Linked DNA regions of Homo sapiens: region 1 is linked to region 2. A link is an interaction called in ENCODE POLR2A ChIA-PET data of the cell type or tissue named here. Cell type or tissue: Panc1. All regions are shown on one strand. Each heading gives the region's core, and the rest is flanking DNA. Links, peaks and the distances in the headings are about the cores only.

Region 1 (5,385 bases), core at 125-5,124, 320 kb before region 2:
CCAATTTTTATTAGGCACTGTAAGGACTGAGCTGTCTGTCTTTCCTCCTTGGGTCATTCCAGTGCCCAGGCTTGCCCATACAGAGCACATGTTCTCAGAAGAAGTGTCTGTTTGGTTCTGGCCTTCTGGAATTTGATCCAGGTAGCTGGGCCACCGCTAGTCAGAGCTTGAGGAAAAAAAAAAAAGATAATGTATGAAAAGGCCTAAATTCATGCTTGACTTATTATATAAAGGCAATATTTTCCTATGTCTCAGGACTTCCAGGGCTAGTCAAAATATTCTTTATGGAAAAACGTGCCCTGAAATGAAAGGTCAGAGGAGAGAAACAAGCCATGTAGCAGGAGCAAAATATCAGGACATCAGGAAAGTCCACCAGGGTGGATGTTTGAAGAAGTGAAATGAGGTCAGCTTGGTGGGTAGACAGAGGGCAGCGCAGGGACAACCACATGATTTTTGGTTTGGATGAAGAGCGGGACCAGATTGCTTTTCAATCAGTCTAATTGTGTAGTTCAGCCTGTCTCTTTTGGTTTCATGAGGTTTGTCTCAATCACTCACACTGTTAGTAAAAACACTTTTAGGGAATTGAGAAGTAGAAACAGTGAGCTCATTGATTTTTATATCAGAACCATTTTGTGAGATCAATGTTTGCAATGTTCACCTTAGTTGCTAAGGTCATGGGCATACCAGCCCACAAAGATTTGCTCATATGCCATGTTTATCTTGGAACCAATGTTTACCTTGGTATCAGGGTAAAGAGAAATACTCAGATGTAGTTAAAGAAAAGCAATAACTGTGATTACATAAACTTGCGTTTTTTCCTCCCTGAATGGTATCCGGATCATAGGAAACTACCCAGAACGCCTTATCATGGCAATAGTTGAAAGGCATAGGACTATATAAAACAGATTTAGAAAATAAATGGGACATAGAAAATTCTTCTATGCATGCTGTTGTGTGGGGTATGAGACACCATGAAACACCTTGTAAGTATATTTTCTAATTTCAAATGTAGGTGATTATGTTCTCAGAGCCAAAATAGCCAGGGAGAAGTTCTTTTTTCCCCATGGACTCTTCAAATTAAACTCAAGGGGAATTTAGAATTTTCAAATATTAATTTGAAAAAACATAGCCTCTCTGTTTTGGAACATCTGAACAAAGAGTCTCTCCCAAAGGAAGTAATAACTAAGTTCTTAAAGGTCCAGAATCCTTGGGGGTTACATAGATATTCATATTTTAGGGTCCTCTCTTCCTAGACTTGTCTTATTTACAAATTTCCAGTGAAGGAAAGTTTCAAATATATTTAATATATACCAACCCTAATAGTTTCATAAAATAGTGTTGCTATTTGCAGCTCATATATTTCCTCTATTAGCCTTACAGCATCATGATGATTATTCATAGAGTAGCTGTTTTCTTTTCTTTTGTATATGTATCTTGCCTTTGTTTGCTTTCGTTGCATGTGGGATATTGCGGGGTGGGGGAGAAGGCGAGTTCCTGAGCCTTCAGTAGACCAGATGAGAATGAGGTATGGAATGTGGGGAAACATTCATTGTGCACTTTCTCACCTTGTCCTGTTTCTGCTCCCACCAATTCTCTCTGACTTACTCTCTGATGCTTAAAATTCCCTCAACAAGCAAGTAGGCCACACTGAGAAGAAATGATTAACTGCAAATATTTCAATAATTAGTCACATTTAATTAGCACAATCTATTTCAAAATAAAGTGCAAATAAGTGGTTCACGGTCTTTTATTCTCAGGCAAAGTGGAGAATCTAGAGGAAAGGAAATCAGGAGGATATCAGTTTCCAGAGAGGGCAGAGAGGGAGTCTCAAATGCTTGGAAAGAGAGAGGAAGGTGCAGAAAAACAAGACTGAGAACCTGAGTTATCATCACTTATTTTACAATTTGGCCTGAGATGGTCCTTCCCCATGTGCGCATCAAGTGGTTGGTCAGGTTGCCTAATATTTAGCCCAGTGATTAGCAATACATGCAGAGTGAAGCAAAAGGTATCCTTGACTGAACTATATAAAGCTTTGTCTCCTGAGTAGCCAGCATATCAACCATACTGCGTGACAGTCTCCTGATACACTGGGTCCCCCATGCCATGAAAGAGGATGGGAGTTAGAGATCATTAAAAGAAGGCTCCAGCCCCAGCAGGGCTTGGGGCTCTGGACTCTGAGCTCACCTGAAGCTAAGGCAAAAATGCCCTGATATTTGTTTTCATTTCAGGTTGCATCTTCCATCCTTGGGGTCTTCGTCCTAACCCCATCCCTGGCCATGATGGTGAGTAAGGATGGAAAGAGTTCAACCTGTCTAGTCCTCCTTTAGCAGAAGCATTTTAAAAGGTGATAATTAAGGGCAACCTCCTCAAATTTCCTGTGGGTACCCGTAAAACCTACAAGGCATGGGCAAAGTAGGAACTCTGAACTTTCAACTTTTCTCACTGTTGCTTGGTTTTCTCCAGAACATCCGTTTCAACCATCCTTTGTATGGATCTTTTGGGACTCAAATTATCCATATTGGTGCCTTCCAAGGTATGGTCAGCATCCGAGACAACAATATTTTCAGTGAATAGGACGGAATCCTGGACTACAAGAATATAAGATGAGAAACACATTCATTACAATGTGAAAGAAAGCCACGTCTGGTCCAAAATGTAGCCTTATGCTTTTCCAGAGAAAGAGGACATTCGCCTTCTCTAGGTTTAGGTCCTTGATGGGCATGCACATCATTAGGTAAGGGAACAGCTTCCCTGCAGTTGCAGTGACTTCTTTTTGAGCCAAAAAATATAGGGGGAATTCCAGCTGGTCTATAGGGATCCTACATCCCCTATGTTCCTGTGAGGTGTTGACTTCACACGGCCACCGAAGGCCTCTGATCTCAGAAGCCCCCATGTCTTGTAACTGGTATGTGCTGTAGAAGTTATTTTGTCTTGACTTCTGATTTTAATGTTAATTTCCAAAGAAGAAGAATGTTGTATTTTCATTTTTAGAAATCTGACTGCAACTTGCCCATCACTTTCAATGGTAAGACCTAGCAGAAAGACACAATATTGAGAAGGCTCCACCTGTGTGCTTGGCCTGGCTGTCTGATAGAAAAGCACTATAACCACAGGGACATCACTCGGCCTCTGTGTGCCTCAGTTTCCTCCTCTGCAAAATAGCATCAATAGCTACCATTCCTACCTGGCAGGACTCTGAAGGGTTAAGTGAAGCAGAAGCCCACACTTCTTATTCTGTCCTGCAAGGCCCTGTCCCATCTGGCCCCACCGTCTTCCATCTGGCCCCACTCCCACCCACATCCATGACATTCCCTCCAGCCACTCCGGACACTTCAGGATGGGCACCTCAGGCACAGGCTTTCTCTCTGCTCCAGTCTGTATCTTCTGTGCTCCCTTCCCTGACCATGTTCCTCGCTAGTCACCTAACCCACTCCTGATTTCCTCAAGGAAATGTCCCCTGAATCCTGCTAGAGGGCACACAGTCTACACAGGCTAGTGATTTTCAACTCTGCTCTATGCCATGGAGACTTTTCTTCAAACAAAAATATTCCACGGTAGTCTATGACGTGGAACAGAAGAAGCCAGAACTACTCTGGCTGGAGGAGGGAGATGCAGGCGAACCTTAGGCACAGTCAGACACAGCTGAAGAACTGCTGCTCTACTCCAGGCTGTGAGAGGCCAGAAGACAGGCCCAGGGACTCATGGAGGGGGATGGTCAGTGGCAGACCTAGGGCTAGAATCTGAGTCTAGAGGGCCTGGCCCAAGGTTCCTGACAACCTTGTACATTCAGAGAGCACTCCATAATTTTCACAGTGCCCTCACAAGCTCTCACAAGCAGTTAATTTCTCTTCTCATCTTCACAGCAACCCTGTGGGAGAGGGGCTATTATTATTTCTGCTTTCAGATGAAAAAACAGAGGATCGTGGAGCCCACTGAGGACCATGATGGTTGCTAAGTGGCAGAACAGGACCTGCAATCAGCCTTATTATTAGATCCAACCCCCTATCCCTCCCATCCCACCTGTCCATTCATTGTGTGCAGAATGCCCTGAGAGATTCCTTTCCTCACCCACATCAGGGGACAGTGCCAAAAGCCCCGGGAGCATCAGGGCTCTGAACGTGTTACCAGTCCTGATGCTGGCCTTTTTTTGGTGCCCAGAGTGGCACTCTGCTGGATGCTGTACATCAGTCAGAAGAGCAGCTGTGCCACACTGATAGAGAGTGGGTGTCCATTAATATTGTGACTGCATGAATGACGTGTTTCTGCTGTGTTGCTTTAAGGCCCTTTTGGTGGCTAAGGTATTTAACAAGATGGCCTGTGTCCTGGCCAGGATGGACAAGGCAGTCTTCCCAAGTTTGGATGACATTAGCAAGGCCCTGGACAAGCAGGTAAGTGAAGCCAGTTCACTGTGGTTTCCTTTTAGTTTGGTGTTTTCCACCTCTGCATCCAACCTCCTAGGACAAGGCTGTGCACACAGAGAGACTTGGGTCACGCTTGTTCTTCATGCCCATGAAATTCCACCATCATACCAAGGACTCCAGGTGCTGTTGATGGCTCATTCAAGTCAAGTCATAATTTAATCAAATAAAAGTTCTATACAGTGATCTCATTTTGATGAATTCCAGAAGGGTTTGAGCTACATGTTAGTGAATATAAATTGTTGAATGTAAATATTAGAGTGAAGTAATAGAATATTCACATTCCCCTACCTTCTTTCTCCTCTACCTAACCCCTAAACATATCCACACATATTCTCTTCAGTTGAAAATAAGCCCAGGACTGCTGAAGCTCTCTTCCCCTCAGCTTCTTAAATGACAAAAGTAGTCCAGTAAGTTAAAAACCAGCGAGTGGTCCTGGGCAAGTCATTGAAATCTGCTGTCATTTGCTTAAGTAGCCTGCACAGCACATTTGGCCGACACTGATATTCATGGCAGGAGTTGCTGACTCTCAGGGGGGAGAAAAAGATACACTTCAGGTCACATAAAAATAAGGTAACTTACCAATTTTTTAAAGAGAAAAGCTGAAAGTATCCCATCTGATTTAACAAGCAAAAACATAATATAATGCAACAAAAAAATTTAAAGCATTCTATATTTTCATTAGAGATGAGAAAGCATCGAAGACCGAATGAATTATTAAGTTTAAAAGGTTGAAAGGAACGGACAGGAAAAGTCACCTGAACGCACAGGCAGATTTTTCTGGAGTAATGTCATCACCTTGTGGCCAGACAGGATATTGCTGTTAGAGACTCCAAGAGCCTGTTTGGGTTCGGAGCTATTCTGGTCAATTTTATCACCCCATGCACTGCCTCCACTTACTCATGGGCCAGGGTCTCAGATCCTTTTTGTCCTGCTTCCTGTGCCACCCCCAAATGCTGTCTCATCA
Region 2 (5,385 bases), core at 198-5,197:
AAAGTGTAGGGAAATAGAAATTCTCATAAAATAGTATTGGAACTATGAATGAATATCACTTTTTCTAGAAGACAGTTTGACAATATATTATCAAAAACTGTTAAAATGTGCATAAACTTTGACCCAGAAATTCTACCTCAAACAATTTGTTCTAAAACAATTGACAGATGTATGAAAATATTTATGGATAAATAGTTTTATCACAGCACTGTTTATAATAGAGACAAATTAGATACACTCTTAATACCCAACAACAAAGAAATTCTTAACTGCATTTGGTGCTTCCATGTGATAGAAGATTATGCAACCATTGAAAATGACAGGGGAGAAATGGTCACAGTAAACTACTTTAAAACTTTCATACAGGATGATCCCATTTTTGTAAATAAATCCACCACTGGGTGTGTGTCTGTGTTCTGTAAAGATAAGCACAAAATATTAATTCTGAATGCTATAATTTAACATTCCCTTCTCCCTTCCTTTTTTTGTGTATTTTTCAAATTTTCAACAAAGAACTGTGTAATCAGATGGAAAAAGGGGATTTTATCATTAAATAAGTCATATCTCAACATTAATTCTTGACAGACCTTGTATTTACACATGTCCCACTAAAGAGATGCCATTTTTATTTCTACCCTTTCCTTCATTTTTCTAGTTTCCTCGTGTTACCAAATATTTCCTGTGTGCTTTCATCTTACCCTCAGTTCTGGCATCCAAAGACATTATTATGGAGAACGTGCCAGTATGTGTGTCAGCAAAATGAATCAATTAAAAGAGTTGACCTTGGATCCCTTTCCATGAACAGCACATAAAAGGCAGGCTATTATGAGATTTATAGGCAGGGCAAGTTTTAAGTGGAGAAAAGGGAGCCGAGAAGGATCAGAGCATCACCACTCACAACACACCCTTCTCTTTGCCCGTGGCTCCAGCTTTGGGGAAGGGGAAGGAGCAAGACAGGGTCTCACTCTGTTGCCCAGGCTGGAATGCACTGCAGCAGTGCCATGATAGCCCATTGCAGCCTCAAACTCTTGGGCATCCTTCTGCCTCAGCCTCCCAAGTAGCTAGGGCTAAAGGCACACACATCAGGCTAATTTTTTTTATTTTTTGTAGATACGGGGTCTCACTGTGTTGCCAGGCTGGTCTCTAACTCCTGGGCTAAAGTGATCCACCTGCGTTGGCCTCCTAAAGTGCTGAGATTACAGGCATGAGCCACCTCACCTGGCCAGAAAGATAACTTTGAATGCATCTGTGTATCTACACATTTTTATATATACAGGTATACATACATTTTATACATACCTCTATCTATACATATGTAGACATGCATATATATGTATGTATATGCACATTTTTATTTATATATATGTGTGTGTGTGCACACGTGTATGAATTTTACATGGAAAGCCAAAATATCAAAGTGAAAGGGAAAGGCTGAAAGCAGGAAGACTGGTTTACTTGGTGGCCAAGTGTTAGAAGATGAGCAACAATGAGGGCAGGGCAGAATGAATGAGTATGAAGGATCTTTATGAAACAGAATCAGAGCTTTCTCTGCTTCTCCCTGACTGTGGCAGAAGATGGCTGCTCCCTCATCCCCAGCTTCCCACTTTACATTCCCTCTATTCAAATGATCAGTCCTGACTAACTAACTACCTGTCACTCAGTGGTCATTCCAAATTCGCAGGAGAGAGAATCTGATTGGTCTAGCTCAGCATAGTTGTCCAATCAACTGGTCCAATCAACTGTGGCCAAGCTCAGGGTCACAGATCACAAATGTGGTTGCTGGGGTCCATTTAACTACTGTCTGTCTTCACCTCTAGACTATATTCTTCATGAGGACAGGGACCTCAACATTTGCTCAATACTGTCTGCAGCACCTTTGAGGACATAGCCGGCACTTAAAACCCATTTGTCAAAAGGATAAATGCATAAATAAATTAACAAATGAAGAGAATCATAGTGTAGAAGGCTAACTATTAAGTCATCCAATCCAGCCATCCATTCATTGTTGATGTGTTTAATTCATCAGTAGAGCACCACCTTCGGCAGGATTATGTCAATTGCCTTCAATATGTCGATGAGGTTTTGTGGTCTAGCCTGAGTTTACAAGAATGATTTAAGTTAGAAACTATGCTCATAATTCCAAACAACTGACTTGGGAAACCTAATTCATTAGTAACTTGAGAAATACCTACAGCCCTCCAAACAAGGTAATCAATGGGAGAACTAGGCCAGAGAGAAAAGGTATTTGTCAGAGGAAACTTGGCATGTATGTTATACTTTTACGATCTAATTATTTTAGTGTTCTTCCTGTGGAATCCATTTTCCTTAGATGACCTCTGTTCATAGGAAACTATTTGGTTTAATCTGTGGAAGCCATAGCATATTTTTAACCATCTCCAAAGTCCAGCTCCCTCTCCACGGAGCGTGCCTGATGCCCAAACAGATGTCTCATAACACAGCACACATGAGCTCACCACTGGCAAGTCTTTTGCACACAATCGGCCCACACCTCTTCTCACATCTCCCTGTCATCCCACAAACCCAAATTCAGAAGTTGCAGGCAAGCTCAAACTCTTACCACAATAATAGAAAAGCAGAAGGCAGACCTCCAATTTTGAAGTTTCAATTTATTAATATTTTTAAAAATCTAATGACCAACCAGAAAAATATGCAATACAAAGCATTAGCCAAACTAATTAGTATAAAGAAATGTGCAAACTGGCTGCCCCAAAAGAATTCAGATTAAATTATCCAAGGAAAAGGTTTCAAAGGAATTCAAATTTTGATGGAGGCCAGGTGCGGTGGCTCACACCTATAATCCCAGCACTTTGGGAGGCCAAGGCTGGCGGATCACCTGAGGTCAGGTGTTCAAGACCAGCCTGGCCAACATAGCGAAACCCCGTCTCTACTAAAAATACAAAAAAAATTAGCCAGGTGTGGTGGCACACGCCTGTAATTCCAGCTACTTGGGAGGCTGAGGCAGAAGAATCGCTTGAACCCAGGAGGCAGAGGTTGTAGTGAGCCGAGATCACTCTCACAGAGTGAGACTCCATCTCAAAAAAAAAATGTTGATGGAATTATAGAATATTAGGGCTGAAAGGCCCTTGAACGTCATCTAGCCGGTACAACTTAATTGGACAGATGAAGAAACCGAAGCCCATAGAGAGAAAGTGACTTGCCCCAGGTTTCACAGTGAGTATGTTAGTGGCAGAACTAGAGGTAGAACTCTGCCTCCTGACTGCAACCCACAAGGCAGACCACAGCCCCCAGCACCAGTGTCCTGTCTCTAAATGCCTCAGACCATCAATGCCTGGAGTTCAAACCCAAGGAAATCCAGAACCTGATCAACAAGATCTTTCATCCTGACCATTTCATCATAACCATTTCAGAATATGTCACCTCCAATTTAGGCAAAGCTTTTTGTTGAGAACAATTTCCTTTAATAAAGCAATCGAAGGTAACCCAAAAAGTATTTTTAGAGGTAACATTAACCTTTCAAGTGTGGAAGCCAAGGGAAGTACATAGGATTCTTGCTATCCTTTCTCCAAGAACCTAGGAGATGTCCAAGGAGACCATGGGGAGGTGACTGAGAAGCCCTAAACTCATAGCTGTGTTCCTGGATCCTTGACCTTTGGAGAGCTTAAACCTGCAGGGAAAAATCAGAGCTTTCTAAGACATCTTGCTGCACCTCGGAGCTCCGGTGTGTGAGCAGTACTTGTTGAGTGCCAACTTGAATGTTGGGCTCTTTAGAGCAACACTAGGCTCCACAGGAGAAGCCCTTGAGGGTGCCTCAGAGGTGCTCACCAACCAGTTAAGGAGCAATGTTTCTAATGGGAAACATTTAGAGTAGGGTTCCACATGGCAAATTATATTCCTCATTGAACAAATATTTGTGGAGGGCATAGGGTGGACCAAGCTGGACATCTTGCAAGAAAAGAGTAAGACATCAATTGAAAGCCATAAGCACGCACCAGATCCCAAAGGGCTGTGTATGCCAGTGGAGGTGTTTGGCTTTTATTTTAAAGGTGATGGGGAATCACTGAAGAATTTTGAGCTGGAGAGTGAATTGACCAGACTTAGGTTCGGGAACAATCGTTTGACTATGTCAAGAGCTGCTGGATTGTGGTCAAGTGCTACACTGTGTGATGCTATCTACAAGTCTTTCAAGAAATCATTTGCACTTTTAGTCTATATTCAGGAATACAGTATAAAGAGGATGAGTTCCTGAGGCAAACAGAGCTGGGTTTTAATCCCACTCTGCCACTTACTGGCTGTGTAGTCTCGAGCAAGTTATTTAAATAGGTGTGAGACTTTAGTTTTTTTTCTGTACAATGAAAATACTGATACATAACTGACAGAGTTTTGATGATAAGTAAAGACACTAATGTACCTGGACGTTTCAAATAGTCCTCCCACCACCATTAGATACACCCAAATCAAAATGGCACTTTCAAGCCTAGGAGGAAGGCCAGCTGGCATCCTAAGCCTTCATTTAGCTGGAGATATTGTTGCATTTTCTTCTTAGAATTTAATCTGAGAAATTTTTGCTAATGTGTGAAAATAATTGGCATTCATTCCTGTAAATGAGGATGCTGAGGTAAACTGAGGTCAAAGCCAAATCTTGGATCGGAATCAAACCACCCAAAACCAATACTGTGGAAAATAAAACTGGGTCACAAAGACCAGTGTTATGAAGCGAGAGTTCCAATCGTCCTAGCAACCTTTTAACCAAACACTGGTGCAGATTTGCTGGCCTACATGACGGTGAGAACATCTGGCCTTTCTATTATCCTCTTGCAAGCAAAAAACGATGTTGTGTAAACTGATCTTTAGGCCAATTATATGGTCTAAATGTTACCGTGTTTATGCTGGCACCTCTGACTCCAGGTTTTAAGAACTTATTGTAACCACACCCCTCTTACAAAGACTGTGGGTCTTACTGTATATTACCCCAGGGATTTATTGATGCCGAGTCTGCACCTTTTTTCAGGAAGATAAATTCAACATCAGTCAAATTGTGTGCAGTGCACTGTGGGAGGTCCTATAAGAAATAAGTTACAGGACTTGGTGGCAACAGGAGGAGAGAACAAACATAAGAGTGCAGGCTCTAGGGGCTGCTTTGTTTTTCCCTACAATTTTGCTACATTTTTTCCTATTTACCAGTTGTATTATAGAAGCCAGATGTGGAGTATAGAAGCTCTAGTCTGCAGCTCACTCAGAAGACACTAAACTAGGAGTTGGAACACCTGATACCACCTCCAACTGGCCTTTCCACCACAGACAGGGTCTGATTGTGTCTGCGCATCCCCACCTGCAGAGAGACAGCATTAGACTACTAAACACAATGCGCCAGGCACTGTTCCAAGCCCTTCATAACACTGATTA

The links. Peaks named below come from ENCODE experiments on the same cell type or tissue, not always from the same donor. Only the 100,000 strongest peaks of a DNase experiment are listed, where the experiment ranks them.
Region 1: POLR2A ChIA-PET joins it to region 2 with 5 read pairs; 2 of 35 experiments call an interaction of 5 or more read pairs at or near these places.

What each region holds. Positions count from the first base shown.
Region 1 is chr2:68,920,277-68,925,661 of GRCh38, forward strand. It overlaps the pseudogene GKN3P. Among named protein-coding and RNA genes, the nearest start is that of GKN2, 30 kb to the right of the region's middle. In Panc1, for the core only: a CTCF peak has its summit at 404; no DNase peak of the experiment used is centred there.
Region 2 is chr2:69,236,497-69,241,881 of GRCh38, forward strand. The region is part of intron 17 of ANTXR1 (ANTXR cell adhesion molecule 1); the gene reads left to right. Among named protein-coding and RNA genes, the nearest start is that of MIR3126, 140 kb to the left of the region's middle. In Panc1, for the core only: a CTCF peak has its summit at 1,932; no DNase peak of the experiment used is centred there; H3K27ac peaks cover 3,003 bases.